Linked DNA regions of Mus musculus: region 1 is linked to region 2. A link is a loop called in an ENCODE intact Hi-C map of the cell type or tissue named here. Cell type or tissue: left cerebral cortex. All regions are shown on one strand.

Region 1 (8,000 bases), 170 kb after region 2:
CAGGAACATCAGTCAAAGGCATCTATGTCATTGTTGATCAAAGAATAGATTAGGGACCAGGTGGAGGCAGAACGTGGCTGTGGAGATAGGGAAGAAGGTGTAGATGTGGTGAGTATGGCATTGAGTTGCTGGATCTTGGAGCTGATTGAATAAGGAATAAGAAATATGGAGAAATAAATTATGGAGAAGTCTGTGTTTCATATACAGGAGAGCAGATGGTTGGTAATGAACACATATGAGGGAAAAGAATAACCTTAGTATGGATGTACTGATACCAGTGTATCTTTTAAACACACGGATGAGGTGCCTGGTGTGGCAAAAGGATATAGAAACACATAAGACAGGAGTGTGACCTGGTTTGGGAACCACAGCCATGTGACTAACTGAATGGTGCTATCCAGGGAAAGAATGGAGAACGTAAGTCAGTCTGACAACCCACATTTAAGGCATGAGGCAGCCAGAGGGTAGGAGAGAAATCAGTAGGCAGAAGGGGAGTGGTTAGAGAAGAGGAAAGGACTTTTCAAGAAGCAGGGAGCAATACATGATGCCAAGCAGAGTTGACAGTAACTAGACAAGTCTGGAAAGCATCCATTGAACATACCAACTGGAAAGTGACTGGCAGCCATGAGAAGAATGGACAAGCAAGCTCTGGTAGACAGGTGGGTATACAGCTGAGCTGAGAGGAAGTGGGAATGTCAAGTGAAGCATTTGCCTTTCTAAGTATCGTGGCTGTAAAGCAAAGAAGAAAGCCAAGGCTCTCAAGGACATAGGGTGTACATGGATTCTTTATGTAGAGAAAGTCTCTGAGGTCAGTTGGTTGGCGGTGCATACTTTAATCCCAGCAGTCAGGAGGCAGAGACAGGAGGATCTCTGAGTTTGAGGACAGCTAGGAAACACAGATAAACTCTGTCTTGAAAAGAAGAAGAAGAAGAAGAAGAAGAAGAAGAAGAAGAAGAAGAAGAAGAAGAAGAAGAAGAAGAAGAAGAAGAAGAAGAAGAACAAGAAGAAGAACAAGAAGAAGAACAAGAAGAAGAAAGAACAAGAAGAACAAGAACAAGAAGAACAAGAAGAAGAACAAGAAGAAGAGGAAGAAGAAGAGGAAGAGGAAGAGGAGGAGGAGGAGGAGGAAGAAGAAGAAGAAGTAGAAGAAGAAGAAGAAGAAGAAGAAGGAGGAGGAGGAGGAGGAGGAGGAGGAGGAGAAGAAGAAAGGAAGAGGAGGAGGAGAAGGAAGGGAAAGGGGAGAGAGAGGGGAGGGGGAAGAAGAAGAAGGGGAAAAGGAAGGAAGGAAGGGAGGGAGGGAGGGAGGAAAAAGAAAGAAAGAAAGAAAGGAAAGAAGGAAGAAAGAAAGAAAGAAAGAAAGAAAGAAAGAAAGAGAGAGAGAGAAGGAGAGAGAGAGAGAAAGAAAGAAAGAAAGAGAGAGAGAGAGAAAGAAAGAAAGAAAGAAAGAAAGAAAGAAAGAAAGAAAGAAAGAAAGAAAGAAGACTCTAAATTCTTAAATGAGAGAAAGAGGTGACAGCTATTGATGGGGATGGTCCCTCAGAGGTCAAGAAGCAACAGAACGCAGATAAATGGCTAATAGTCTTTATTTATAAACAACACAATCTATGTTGAGTTTCTATGGATATTAAGCATAAGCTTGAGTTGGACTAGATGTGTCTTTCACTGACTCTGGAGAGTTGATACAAAGGTTCCAGGACTGCATTGGCGGCCTGGCTGAGATAGAAGACCCTACGCATGTAGTTGGTACTTACATCAAGGTATTTGATCTTGGGGACGAAGGATGGGATTAACCCTGATTTGGGACTTTTGTCAGCTGACCATAGGCAGAAGGAAGCTAAAAGTTTGTTAATGGTGTAGGATGAGACTTGTTGAGGCTACTGATCCACATGATCTTAGCTGAAAAGATGTGAAGGGAAACTGGAAGAGCTGTTGATAGATCAGGAGAAAAAGAAGTTGAGGATGGGGTCCAAGCAAAGATGTGGTGAGCACGAGCTAGTGAGAGACATGGAAGGATGAGAACCTGGCTGGGGTCTGGGCTGCTGCATTGGGACATTTCATTCGTGAGGAGAGGTTAGAGTTTGGCCTTGAGTGTAGGTGGATGAGGAGTGTGGGGATGGAAGCTATCAGAAATGAGTTGTCAGGGAGTCATGGCAACAGGACTTGTGTGAGTCACCCGGGGTGATAGCGGCAGCACTTCATGTGGATTCTATGAACCAACAGATGAAGTCACCAGCTGATATGGGAAAGTGACCAAAAGATCAGTTACAGAGAAGAGTTGAAAGGACCAGGGAATGAGACTTTTCTCATGAGGTCAGAGGGGTTGTCACATGGGAGTGTCATTAGAGAGTAAGGACAGTTCCAAAGCCACTTCCTGATCCTGATGCTAGCTGACTCAGAAGCCCACATTCTCAGGACTGTCCTACACTTTGTACCAAGTCTAAAACTAGACCGGTTTGCCCGGAGGGGAGTACTTCCCACTCTTCCAAAGAATGAATAGGATCCAAACTATGGACCTTACAGTCTTGTCTTAGCTGCATTCGGATAGATGCCTTCACTCAAATTGAACTGTCCAAATCGGTAAATCAGTATGTTAAGAACAAACCTGAGGAACGTAAAATGATTTGAACAAAGTGACATGCAGTACAGAGCTCCCTTAACTAATATAAGTTAAGCTTATAAGTCTATGGTTAAGATTTGAATTGCAGTGAGCATTTAAAATGTGAAAACACCCCAGTTGGGACTTGTGTGGCTGCTTGACACTCGGGTGCGGTCCCTGGCCTTTTGGCATGATGTGAGGCTGGTTTTAAAGTAGAAACGCGCTGTGCATAACCTTAATGTCCTGCTCTGGTGCACACTTGGCACCCAGGCTTGGTCCAGTGCAGAGAACTGTCAGGGTGGGAAAATATAAATAGTTATAAATCACAGAGAAAGCAAGTATAATTTTAAAATCTTAACCTTCTGTGATTGAAGAGTTCAGATGTCTTCATGGCTTAAAGATCTGGAAAAAAAAAAAACCCACAAAAATCAGAAGCCAGAGTGTAGAGGTGGATGAGGGACTTAGGGAGAAACCCGTCTCCCTGATGAACTGGACCCGAGTATACACAGTCCGTGTGTATCAAAGGGAATACAGGAAGCGAGTAGCCGGTGGCTGGCAGGGGAGGCTCAGAGGCCATCACAGAAAGCTTCATTCTGTGTTGCGACTTGACTCCATGTGCGGTGAAGGAGGTAGCACAGCTGTAAGCCAGCTGTGTTTCATTTCGGGTTGGAAACAGGGCCCTTTGTCCATTCCAAATGTTCTCGCCACCCCCCATCCCTCAATTTCACGGACTTTGGTTCTTAGTGGAAAAGTCGTTGACACACAGGTTCGCTCTTGGAAGCAGCTGCTCGAGAATTTTGGCAACCTTTCTGGATTGAATTTAAGCCGACGAGCCCATTTTGTGATGTGCAATAAGGTAACGAAGTCATTCAGTGGATTTCCCACACAGCCTGTGTCTTGGTAGCCTCACTGGGAACCAGGCCAGAGAAGGGTTGGCTTCCCCGCTGAGAAGAACATAAAGGGATGTGGCGCCCCCTCGTGGATGAAGTTTCTTAACCGCATTCCTCATATTTTGTCGGGATGAGAAGGCATATTAAAACACGCTAATGAGTGCTTCTTAACTGGGCTGCTATAAAAATGGGAGAAGTATAAATAAGGCTTTCAGAGACTATTTACTGCCCAGTCTTTTAATGGTGCAAATAATGACTGTGAGCGACAGCATCCTGTAACCTGAGGGCCTATGAAGAGTTATAACACAGAACGCTGCTGTCAGGGCTCCTGTCAAGTGGAGGGAGACATGCTGACTTTGGCACCACACCTGAAGAGGCCTCTGGAAATGCTGGCCTGGTCTATTTATTTTTAGCCAGGTAGTGACTACCCAAGAACTCATTTAACTAAATGTTGATTTTGTTCATGTTTCTGAGCTTGTGGATTTTGTTTTGTTTTGTGTTTTAATGCAAATCTTTGATTACCTGTATTATTTTCTAAATTTAGAGCCCTGGATGGGAAAACTCAAAGACCCCAAAGCATGCATGGGTGGTACACTTTGGTGCTTTCAGAATAGGGCACAGATATGGATGGTTCACAGTGACAGGCTTGCTATTGTCATTAAACCTTGAGTTTGGGCTGGGGAGAGAGTTCAGTGGGTAAAGCACTTGATGCCCACACGCGAGGACCTGGCCCCATGTAAAACTGGGTGTGGTGTTTCTGTGTCAGGATGGAAGGCAGAGGCAGGGAACACCCTGATGGCTTGCAGGCCAGCTAGCCTAGTAACACACAGAACAGCAAGAGACCCTGTGTCCGAACAAGGTAGACGCCAAGGGCTGATACTCGAGGTTGTCCTCTGACCACCATACATGCACTGTGATGCATATGACGCACACTGCCATACACGCGTGTACAGGTATACAAGTCTGAGACAGTTAAGATTGGCAAGGAAGGCACCCATCATGAGTCCTAATGTCAGAAAACTAATCACACCGTGTTTTAGAACTGAGAGGCAAACGTGTGTTAGTAACCGACTTTTCTGGCTTCTCCTGACAATGATGGCAATTCCTGGGGAACATTTTCTGGGACACATCATTTAAAAGCCCTGGAGAGAGAGAGAGAGAGAGAAAGAGAGAGAGAGAGAAAGAGAGAGAGAGAGAGAGAGAGAGAGAGAGAGAGAGAGAGAGAGAGAGAGAAAGAGACAGAGCAATCAATGCTAGATAGTTGCCATGAATCCCACAATTCCAAGTTATTCACTCATACTAAGTTAGCCAAGGCATGTAATACATTTAAAACTCACCTTGAAGAAAATTTCACAGAAGCTTCCACATTTCAGTAATTCTGGTGAGAAATAAGTTTGTTTGTGTTTTAAGCAATAAACTTCAACAACAAATTGATTCCAGGGGCACCTGCCAAGTTCCTCTAATATCCTGTTAGCTATTTGGGAAACAAGAGAAGACCCTTCTTCTCCAGGCTCGAGGGTCAGGTGACAGGGTCCCTGATAACCTGATCCTCTATCTCCACCGCTCTCTTTTCCATGATCACAGACAAACCTGCACGGCTGGAGGGGCATAGGTTTCAGTGGCCACGCCTCTACATACCTCACTGGAAGCTGCTGGCTCTAAGAGTTCCTTGCTCCTTCCCTCTGGCCCCCTCTCTCCCTCTCAACAACTGGATCACATACGTGTGCTGTGTATGTTCATCTTTGGGGCCCTCTTTTCTTTCTCCAAACAATGTTCCTGCAGCGATCAATGGTTATAAATTAGAACAGACAGTCTTGACTTCTTTGGTGTTCTGTGTGAGACCACAAACCACCAAAAGATTAGTTCTTTTAAACCTAAAGTCAAAGTCAGAGCCTGTGGATCAAGAAAGGGATTAGCCCAGTGTGGTACATACCTTTAACCTCAGCACCGGGGAAGCAGAGGCAGGTGGATAGCTATTAGTTTGAGGCCAACCTACACAGCAAATTTCAGGCCAGTCAAGGCTGAATAATGAGACCCTGTCTCAAAAAAGAGGGAGGAGATTGGAAAATTTAGTTTATATATACTTTCATGAAAATGCTCTTCTCTAACCCACTATGATTAAAAATGATTAAAGTATGTTTAGTTTGGAATTGGGTGTAAAATAAAGACTTGGGATCCATTTAATGCGATTGGCATATGTCTTAGGGTTTTATTGCTGTGAAGACACCATGACCAAGGCAACTTTTATAAAGGACGACATGTAATTGGGACTGGCTTACAGTTTCAGAGGTTCCGTCCATTATCATCACGATGGGAAGCATGGCAGCATCCAGGCAGGCATGACACTGGATGAGGAGCTGAGAGTTCTCCATCTTGATCCACAGGCAGCAGAAGGGGACTATGCCACATTGGCCAGAACTGAATATATATGAGACATCAAAGCCACCTACAGAGTCATAATGCCCTTCCTCTAACAAGGCCACATTTCCTAATCGTGCCACTCCCTGTGACCAAGCATTCAAACGCACGACTCTCTGCGAGCCAAACCTATTGGAACCACCACAACATGTGCGGGACATTATGTAACTGTGGTAAACTTCTATGCCACATGCATAACTGACATAAGGTCTATGCTGGGTTGTGAGACGATAAAGCAGGGTCTGGAGTTCCTTTGGGCTTCTCTACGACGCCATTGGACAAAAAAATTGTCATTGGCTGCACATTAAACCAAGGGTATACAACAGCCCACAGATTGCATTATATGTTTATTTTGTGTGACACAGCCACACAAGCTGTCCCAGGCCTCAGGCCGTGGGTTAGACCCTCTAGCTCTGGAATTTTCACAGTCATACTTAGAACAAAATGAACAATTTACAGGAGAAGGGAGCTCTTTGGGTTCTGGTTTCATAGGTGCCCGTCCATCATGATGGGGAGGCGTAACCAAGCAGCTTTGATCATCACAGTGGGACAGGAAGTGGAGAAGGGGGAAGGCTGGCTATCTCCTCTTCCCTCAGTTTTAGTTTACCCTATCCTCCAGGGCATGGAATGGTGCCATTTGTATCCAAGGTGATATGGAATGTTCTCACAGACACACAGGTGTGCCGCACCCACCGTCTAGGTGACTCTAGGTCCCCTCAAGTTGACAATGACTACTGAAACTCACTGGCTTCAGGAGTTGCTTGCCAAAGTTTGCCCTAGTTGGTTCTTGACCACCCCAGGATCTCCTACCTACAGAGTATTCCAATTTCACTCAAGTGCCTGAGTCTATTTCAGTGCCCAAAGTTTCAGATTGTTTTAGAACTGCTCCTTCTTTTCAAGTCAGACACAGGGTCTGTCTCCAACACGTACCATCATCAAGGGAAATGGCAGCCTCATGAGCTCTCAAGTGACACCAGGTATAACCAACCCACGGCAGAGGCCCTCTTCGGCACAGCCCCATGTAACTCAGCTCCTGTTTCGTCTCACTTAGGATTGTTCATGGACTGCTTAGGCTTTCATGCATTCACTCAACAAACATGGAAAGGCTTATTTTTGTTGGTAAAGTACTAATGACAAGAATGTGGATATAGAAGGCATGGCTCTGGTGTCACAGGCTTCGCAATACTGTGGAAAAGATACTCTGGTATGAATTCAAGGGCTGTAGATACAGATCTCAGTGGTGCTTTTTCTGGGCTCTCTGATTAGAAACGGACTAGGGAACCCATAAAGCAGGGATCTGTCTAGGCTTGCCCCAGGCCTGCGGCCCAGCTGTTTCCAGTGCCTCTCTGGACCACGTGACTCTACCAATCTTGGAAGGACTTTGTAAAATGATCCTTTCTGTGTGTGTCAAAAAACGCAGTCATCCCAGATTCCATTGCTTACAGAGGCACTTCAGGACCAAAGGCATGTGATTTTTTTTTTCTCAATGAAAAAAATAGTTTTTCATAAGTTAATGTTTTTCCTTCGAGACCTGGGCGCCTTTTCCTTATCCAGCCTCTGCTTGTGGGGCTAATTAGATTTGAAGGGTAAAATAATACCAGACGCACGGTTGCGTGTGTTACATGAGAAATGTATTAGCGGGAGCCAGAGGTTCTAAGAAGTGGAGCCCAGCGTGGGCCAGCCTGACAAGAAGAGGGGCGTCATTGTGAAGACACCAGGCTGTTTCCCAGAACCAGAAACAAACGTGGCTGTGTATGATGTAAGCTCCAAAAAGTCACTAGAAATTTTTCTGTCCATCTTTCTCTCTCTGCCCCTCTATTCCTCTTCCTCTCGCTCCTCCCCCCTCCCCTCCTCTCTGTGCTCAGCTTCCTCTGCCTGTCTGGTGCATGAGATTAATCAAATGTTGTTAGACTCGGCTTCCAAACTTCCCAGGTCACAAGCGCATACATAGCAGCGGCTCCCTTTGGTGAGCTTTGGTCAGAATCCACAGGCAGCTTTGTTCTAACGTCAGTGCTGGAAGCTGCCTTTTGAGATGCTGGGTAGCCTCTGAAGAAGGGGAATATTCGGAGCAGGACGGATAAAGCCAAAAGCATTGA
Region 2 (8,000 bases):
TTTTTCTAGACCACCAGGTTAAAGATGTTAGGTCTGGTGATAGTTTTTACGCTTGCTAACACCAGACAGGGCCAGGCATTTAATACTCCAAACTACTGTCTCTTCATCTACAGAAGGCGATACGAATAAAACAACACAAAGGTAAGCAGCCGCCATCCTCCCCAGAAGGTGCAAGAGTCTAGGGTCCACAGATAGTGGGCAGCCCTCAGGAGTCAGCAAATTGCTGATATAAGCAACCTGACCCCCAAAAGGAATTACAGTTCTCGTGAATTACTTAAGAACCTTGTGCCCCAGAGGATGGTTCCATATCCATGAGTACAATGGCGGCATAGCCGGCAAGCTTTTGATTTTTTTTTTTTTAAAGAAACATATGCAGTTGTGCTTGGGCGGGGAGGTGAAGGGATCTGTATACTCACTCCAAGGACCAATTTTGTTATCTGTAAGTTACACTCCGTAAAACTGACTTCAAGAAACAAGAAGAGGAAGAAAGGGGAAAGAACTGAGTGACCAAACCGTCAAGCACTCCTTAGAACCCACGCTAGAAGACCGAGATGTTTGCACTGAATATGCCATGGGAGACTGTCTTAGGGTTTTACTGCTCTGAACAGGCACCATGATGAAGGCAACTCTTATAAGAACAGCATTTAATTGGGGGCTGGCTTACAGGTTCAGAGGTTCAGTCCATTATCATCAAGGTGAGAGTATGGCAGCATCCAGGCAGGCATGGTGCTGGAGGAGCTGAGAATTCTACATTTTCATCTGAAGGCTGCTAGAAGACTGGCTTCTAGGCAGCTAGGGCGAGGGTTTTAAGCCCACACCCACAGTAACACACCTACTTCAACAAGGCCACAACTACTCCAACAGGGCTACACTTTCTAATAGCACCACTCCCTGGGCCGAGCATATACAAATCATCGCATGAACCTTATGATGAACTATGGCCATGGGCCTGGGGACCCAGAAGCCTGAATGCTAAAGCTTGTGACATGGCATGGGCCAAGCTTTGATCCATGGCTGCCTTTCAGTATTCATTTTTCTCTGTTCGTGGGAGTACAAGCACATAACTTGGGCTGTATTCCTGGCTGTGCTGAATGACGTCTGCTTTGTCCAGTCTCTCTGGAAACTTACTTGGGACACCATATGACTACACTGTGGACAAAGACTTGAGTGGAGGAGGAGCCTGAGAACCTTCCTGAGAGCTGACTGGCACCACAGGTCCTTGGCTTTTCTTTGCTCCTTCTCCCTATGTGAGGACTGAAGCATAGACAGGAAGACTGGAACTGGTAAGGCTGAAAAGAAATGATTTCAGTAAGGAAGCCCCTTGGAACAGAATTTTGTAGAATCCAGGGTCTTCTAGCTTTTTGAAGACACTTGGTAAGTTAGCCCAGGACTGAGGATCTCTGACTTTTTAAGCGTAGGTCAGGGCCAGAGAAGATGGCTCAGTTGGTAAAGTGTAAGTGCGTTCTCCAGCATCCATGTAAAGAAAGCTGACCAAGTAGCAATGACTTCTTTTCTTTCCTTCTTTTTTCATTCATTCTTTCTTTTAAAAATCTATCTGTCTATCTATCTATCTATCTATCTATCTATCTATCTATCTATCTATCTATCTATCTATCTATCTATCCATCCATCCATCCATCCATCCATCCATCCATCCATCCATCCATCCATCTATCTATCTATCTATCTATCTATCTATCTATCTATCTATCTATCTATCTATCTTATCTATTTATCTATTTTACATTCCAACCACAGTTTTACCTTCCTCCTCTCCTGGTAGTCCCTCCCTGCCCTCCTCTCTTCTGCCCTCCCCTCTTCTGTCCTCTCCCTCGTCTCCCCTCCCCCATCCACTCCTCTTCTTCTCCTTAGACAAGGGCAAGCCTCCCATGAGTATCCATCAGCTGTGGCATATCAAGTTGCAATAAGACTAGGCACCTCCTCTCCTATTAAGGCTGGATGGGGCTAGCAAGGGGAAAAGAGTCCCCAAAACAGGGAACAGAGTCAGAGACAGCCCCTTTCCTCCCACGGTTAGGAGTCCCACAAGAAGACCAAGCATGGTACAACTGTACCATGGCGGCACTGATTTGTAATCCCAGTGCTGGGAAAGAAGAGACAGGCAGATTTTTACTGGTCTCTGGCCAACCAGTCACACCAATCTGTGAGCTTCTGGTCCAGCTGGTGAGTATGAAAACCTCCCTGGAAGGATCCAGGGAGGATGGCAGCGGGAGAGGCATGAGTGCTAAAGGCTTTGATGATTTCCTACCTGTCTCCAAGAGCTCTGAGGAGACAGGAGCATATGTGGACAGACAGCTCCACGAACACCCACTGGTCCTGACTTTCCAGCTCACTCCCTAGAGAGGGAAGGCAGGAGTCTCTATTGCAATTACTCTGTTTTCTTTATCTTGATAATGGGTGGGGCCCTTTCCAGCCTGAAGTCCTCACCTGATGCTGGCTCCTGCTGAGTGCCCATCTGTATCCACTCTCCTTTCCAGTCAGGTAGAAAATCCTTTCTTCAAGCCTCTGGCTAAGTAGAGCACTCAACTTTGCTTTGATTGTTTATCTTTGAGAAAGTCTTAACTTTACTTTGTACATTGAAAATGTGTTCTTCCTCCTCCTCTGCCTACCCAATCAGCGTTGGGATTACAGGGGGTGCATATCACTAAAAGATGCAAGTAAATTACCAAGAAAATCACAAAAAAACCCCAGTAAATTTTGGGTTATTCATAGAGTTCTGCAAACATCACAAGTAAATTTAAGATCATCAGACACTGCATATTCTGATAAAGAATTATAATGGAACAAGTCATGCATGGGTGGTGGCTTTAATTAAAGGTGCGCTTTTAATCTCAGCACTGGGGATCCCGGCAGAGGTAGGTGGATCTCTGTGAGTTCAAGGCCATCCTGGTCTACAAAGAGAGTTCCAGGACAACCAGGGCTGTTACACAGAGAAACCCTGTCTCGAGAAACAAGCAAAGAAACAAACATTTGTGTGTGTGTGTGTGTGCGCGCGTGCATGTTTTGAGTATGTATTTGTGGGTGGATGGGTGCGACAGGACATGTGGAAGTCAGAGGACAATTTTATGGAATTGCTTCTTTCCCTTCCACCTTGATAGAACTCAGGTCTTCAGGCTTACATGGCAAGCACCTTTACCCACTGAGCCATTTCTCTGACCTTATTTATTTATTTATAACATTTTCAGCCATGCGAGGGGGGGGGGTGTCTCCCCTCCTCCATGCATTGTCTTTCTCTTTTAGCCTGGAGCTCAGCTACTGCAGGGATTGATGGCTTTGCCTAGATTGCACCCAACAGCCCTCCTAGTAGACGGACCAGGCAATACGTGGAGACACTGAAGCTTGCTCCACTCACTGATCATTGCAGTGGGTGAGGGACCTGTTAGTAGATACCTCTTCGAGTTGTCGTGGGCAGAGAATCATGCCTGGGAGTGACAAGGGTGTGAAGCTTATTACCACAGGGTGGGGCTGAGGTAACTTGGAGAATCATATCCAATCTAACAAGAAAACAGACGTCGTTCAAGAAAACAGACCAGGGAGGGACATCTGAAGAATATCTTCCTGGCAGTCAGGAGATTGGAGAATATGGAGTGTCACTGAGAAAGGGCGTGGGGTCGCCCGAGTGGAAACACCGCATGAACTTGCCGCAGCGCCGCTGGAGTTTCTCTGGTACCTCCCGCAGATACCGGCTGCGCTGGCACAATGGCGTTTCACAGTCTCAGACAAGCCCCACTGGTGGCAAGGCTTGCTATTTCGCAGAGGCCAGAAGCCTCCTGCAACTTCTAGGTGGCGACAGCTGCCACCTTGCCGAAGACTCCATCGTTTCCCTACCGACCTTAGACTGTGCCACCCGTCGCCACCGCCCCTCACCCCCTCCCACGCTTCTTCCGGAGCTCCGCCCGGCGCCGCCGTGGGTCCCAGGGGAGTCGCGGGCGCACCTGGAGCCTCAGGCGCCCGGGGGACTAGGGTGCGAGGTGGCCGCCTCCCCGGTCGTACAGCTGGTGGCACGCTCCCTTTAGGATCCCCTTAAGAGGCTCGGTCTAGCGCCCAGCGAATAACGTTATCCAATTGCTTCCCGTTTTATTCGCAGGCTGGGAGCTGCGAGAGCCTGAGCGTTTTCTTGCCAGTGCTCCAGGGGAGGAGGGAAGCGGGCGGGGACGGGGACGGCTTGGCTGCTCCACCTAGCGCGCGGCCAGAGTGCCCCGGCCCTGGCAGAGGCCAGCAGCGCCCGGAGCCCCGCAGCAGCGCGCCGGGCTGCCCGGAGCCCCGCGATGGAGTGAGTATCCCCGCGCCGTGCGTCGCTCGCTGCCTCTCTGGGCATGTTGCCATGGTGACCGATCCCCGCTCAACTCGGTCCAGCCTGGGTGTTTAATTTCAGTCCAGTGTGTTCGTCTCGATGTTTCTATAGCAGCCTCTGCGAAGCGGGTATCGGGCAGTCCTGAGCCGCGGGGATTTGTGCCACTGCCTTGGGGTACATGGTGGGTCAGGTTTCTAAGGAGCCAGATCTGTTCTGAGCTCCTCTGGGTTTTTGCCCCGACCTTGCCTTTCTTGGGGGAGTTGGCCTCAATAGCCATTACTTCCGATTCTGACCATGTCAGCATTATTGGACTGCAGTTAAGAGGTGTGTGTATGTGTAGGGGGTGTCACTGCGGATTCGAAGCAGATGTGGTGTAAGCAAGGATGATGAGTTGTGGGAGATATGAGCCAGAACTGGCTACTAGAAGCCACCAGCGGACCCACAATAATTGATTTGCTCTTGGGGCAATCGGAGAAATGAGACAGAAATGTCCTAGCGGCAGTCTGAGGTTCAATGTCAACGTTGGGCATCGCCCGCATTGCTTGCTTGAGAGGGTGGGGAAAAGATGGCATGGAGACAAGAGAGGCGGTAACCAGAAAGATACAATGAGGGCTCCCGGTGTGGACCCCGACTTAGGGTGCTCGGTTCTCTGTCTTTGCATCTCCCAGTTCCTGGTCATGCTCCTAAGCTGATACTGCAGTAAGGTTCGTGTGACAGGCGTTAGCCTGCCTCTCCAGGAAAGCCAGCAATTACATCTTTGCTCACATGGTCAGTTACTCCCTCTCTTCCCACGGATACTCACTGACTCCGAGGCCATATGAAATAATATTTCAGGTTGGAAATAATGTCATGTTTTAAGATACCAGGGTCTCCATGCCAGACCCCCAAACTCGAGATTCAGCTTTTATTTTCTGCATAGCCAGTTGTATGTATAGATGCAATCTAATCCTCAACCTGCAGGAAGGAGGAATGAGAGGTGGTGTGGGAAGTTAGGAGTGAGCTGGGCTTGTAGAAAATAGTGCTTGGCCGGCAACAGCATTTGTTGATTTCCTTCACCAGTGTTTTAATGGCCATAAGCCTCAGTTTCCCCAACTGCACAACAGGAAAGATATTCCTTATTAGTTAGTGTTACTGAGGGGACTGGATACTGTTTGCCTCTCCTTTGAAGGGCTTTGTAAATCATGAGGACAAATAGAGGAGTTAGAGGTTAAGAGCGGGCCTCCAGAGTCGCGTTGTCTGGGACTGAGTCCTTTGACACATTGCTGAATAATGGCAGTCTCTCAGGTTTCACTTTCCCACCTGGAAAACGAAATAATAAGAGCAGCTGTTTTGTGCAGGGTTTTTTTTGTTTGTTTAGTAAATATTAATCAATTTTTATACATATACATATATGCACACATGTGCTAATACATATATACACATCTTAGAACAGACCCAGGACAAAGCATGCTTAGTAAGTCTCACTTAGTGTCTGTAAGTAGTATCTATTGTTTATTATTATTGCTGTAGTCTCCAGATTTCTCTGTTGGCAGTTTTCAGGGTCTCAGGTTGGCAGAAAGCCAGTTTTTAAACAATTTCCATAATTTAAAATATTTATTTATTTATTGTGTGTGTGTGTGTTTGTGTGTTGTGTGTTCCATAACACATAGGCATGGAGGTCAGAGGGCAGCCTGTGAGAGTTGGTTCTCTCCCTCTGCTGTGTGGATCCTGGGTCATTAGGCTCGGCAGCACATGCCTTTACCTGCTATGTTAGCTCTGCAGACCACAGATAGTTTATAGAGAAACACAATGTCCTAAGGGCAGCTGCCTACTGCAGTTCCCATGACGACATTGTAGAAGTGAGTATTGGGGCAAGCTCCTGCTATTCAGTACAGAAACTGGGCAGCTTGGCCTCTGGAATGCTTCTTCCCCATTGGTCACATTCTTCACTATGGATACGGCTCTTTACCAGGGATTGAATGCTGGCCCAGTTGTCTCATAGTGTTGGGTCCATGGCAGCCTGTTTTTGTTGTGTGGGTGAGGAACAGTGTCTATGATAATGCGTCTATCCTAGACTAGCATCTGGTCTCTATAACTGTGGCTCAGACTCTGCAGGACTCCCCACTCTTTTCTCCTGGTCTTAGCTATGGTTGGTACCAGGTGTGCCTCCTTCATACCTTCCTCTCTCTATAGACCCTGGTCAGCCTGACCTTGGCTTTTTCACCCCACATGACATTTGGAAGTCCTTCTTACCTTCCCTCAAACCTAACTAATTTCCAGCTGTCTGTCTACCATACTCTCCTCACTTCCTGAACGTGAGTAGCGTTCCATTCCTTTCTTTCCTGCACGATACTACATTTTTCTGGGTCTAACAAATTTTCTCAAACATCAAGCCTGGCACTTGGGCGGTGCCAGTCTCATCCCTCAGCTCATCCCAGGCAGCCAGGCTGCTCTGATATGAGTCAGACAGTCCCAGTCCCCTTCACTTACTGTGACCAGCTTAGATTTGTGAAAAATCAATGTGAAGAAGGAACACATCTGGATTAGCTTCTTCATTTCATCAAGGGTATTTGTTGAGATTATCAATGGACGATAAAACAGTCATGATTCTCATGGCATAAAGTTCAAAGTCATGAAAGGGTGGATGCGAGACCAGTAAGCAGAGGGGCTATATGATGCAAGGTTTAACACATGCTGTGAGAAAAAAAAGGATGCAGAGGAACTGATGGGAAGAGCGTGGGGGTTGGATGGGCTAGCCAGGGAAGCTACCAAGCTGCCTTGAGAAATGGATATTTAACTCGAGAGCTAAAGGAGGAGTAGAGTTGGCTGAGTGAGGCGTGGAGGGAAGAGAGAGCCATGAAAGCAGCATGTGCTAAGGCCCTGAGGCAGGAGTTATCTGGCTATGTTGGAAGAACTGAAGGAAGGGTGGTGTGTCTGGAGCTTTAAAGAATGAGCAGAAGATGGTCCAGGGATAAGGCTGAAGAATCGTGTGAGTGTGTGTTTATGTAAGTGTGTGTGAGTGGTGTGAGCACGTGTTGACATCCGTGTGTATGAGTGTGTGTGAGTGTGGGTTATGTAAGGGTTTGTATGGTGTATGTGTGCACGTGTGTGCACACACGCATGCACTCAGTTGATGGTTTCTCTTCTACTGTGATAAAAATATTCTGTCCAAAATGACTTAGGTGATAAAGGATGTAGGTTGGGGTATAGTTTCGGCAGTGGATATCTTCTATCATGGCAACGAAGGCATGAAGGCAACCTGTCACATTGTATCTGCTGCCCAGCAGAGGAATGAGAATAGCAGGTTGGGCCAGGCTGCCCTGCTCAAAGCCTGCCCCACCTAGGCTCCTCCTAAAAGTTCCATAACCTTTCCATAACACAGCATCACCACCTGGTCATCACGTGTCCAAACACATGAGCCTGTAGGGGGCATTTCACACCCAACCCTTCAGGGAAAAAGTAAGCATTAGATGCTTCATGAGGTTTCAGATTTCATCCTGAGTGTTTCCCAGGGTTGCTGAAGACAACGATAAAACGTCAATTCTAGAAATGACATAAAACCCCTAAACCTTTTTTCTTCTTGAGGTATTTAAAACAGGTGACTTAGAAACAGTCACAACCAACCAACTACCTGGGAGCTATAAGTGTCTTCCCCAGCGAAGGGGACAATCAATTTATTTGATAGTCTTCAATAAGCTAAGGTTGTCAA

Evidence for each region. Hi-C counts contacts between places; a loop is a spot of excess contacts. Peaks named below come from ENCODE experiments on the same cell type or tissue, not always from the same donor. Only the 100,000 strongest peaks of a DNase experiment are listed, where the experiment ranks them.
Region 1: it touches region 2 in a loop (2.0-fold over the local background); 3 of 42 quality-filtered maps call a loop at or near these places.

Annotation. Positions count from the first base shown.
Region 1 is chr4:57,604,209-57,612,208 of GRCm38, forward strand. All of the region lies in intron 2 of Pakap (paralemmin A kinase anchor protein), which reads left to right. Among named protein-coding and RNA genes, the nearest start is that of Gm52699, 14 kb to the right of the region's middle. In left cerebral cortex, a CTCF peak has its summit at 3,599 (motif pointing left); DNase peaks (open chromatin) are centred at 2,182, 2,450 and 3,537; H3K4me3 peaks cover 478 bases.
Region 2 is chr4:57,430,266-57,438,265 of GRCm38, forward strand. It overlaps a transcript of Pakap not described here. Among named protein-coding and RNA genes, the nearest start is that of 1700042G15Rik, 70 kb to the left of the region's middle. In left cerebral cortex, no CTCF peak of the experiment used is centred here; DNase peaks (open chromatin) are centred at 3,790, 4,143, 4,323, 4,867 and 1 more place; H3K4me3 peaks cover 2,130 bases; H3K27ac peaks cover 1,898 bases.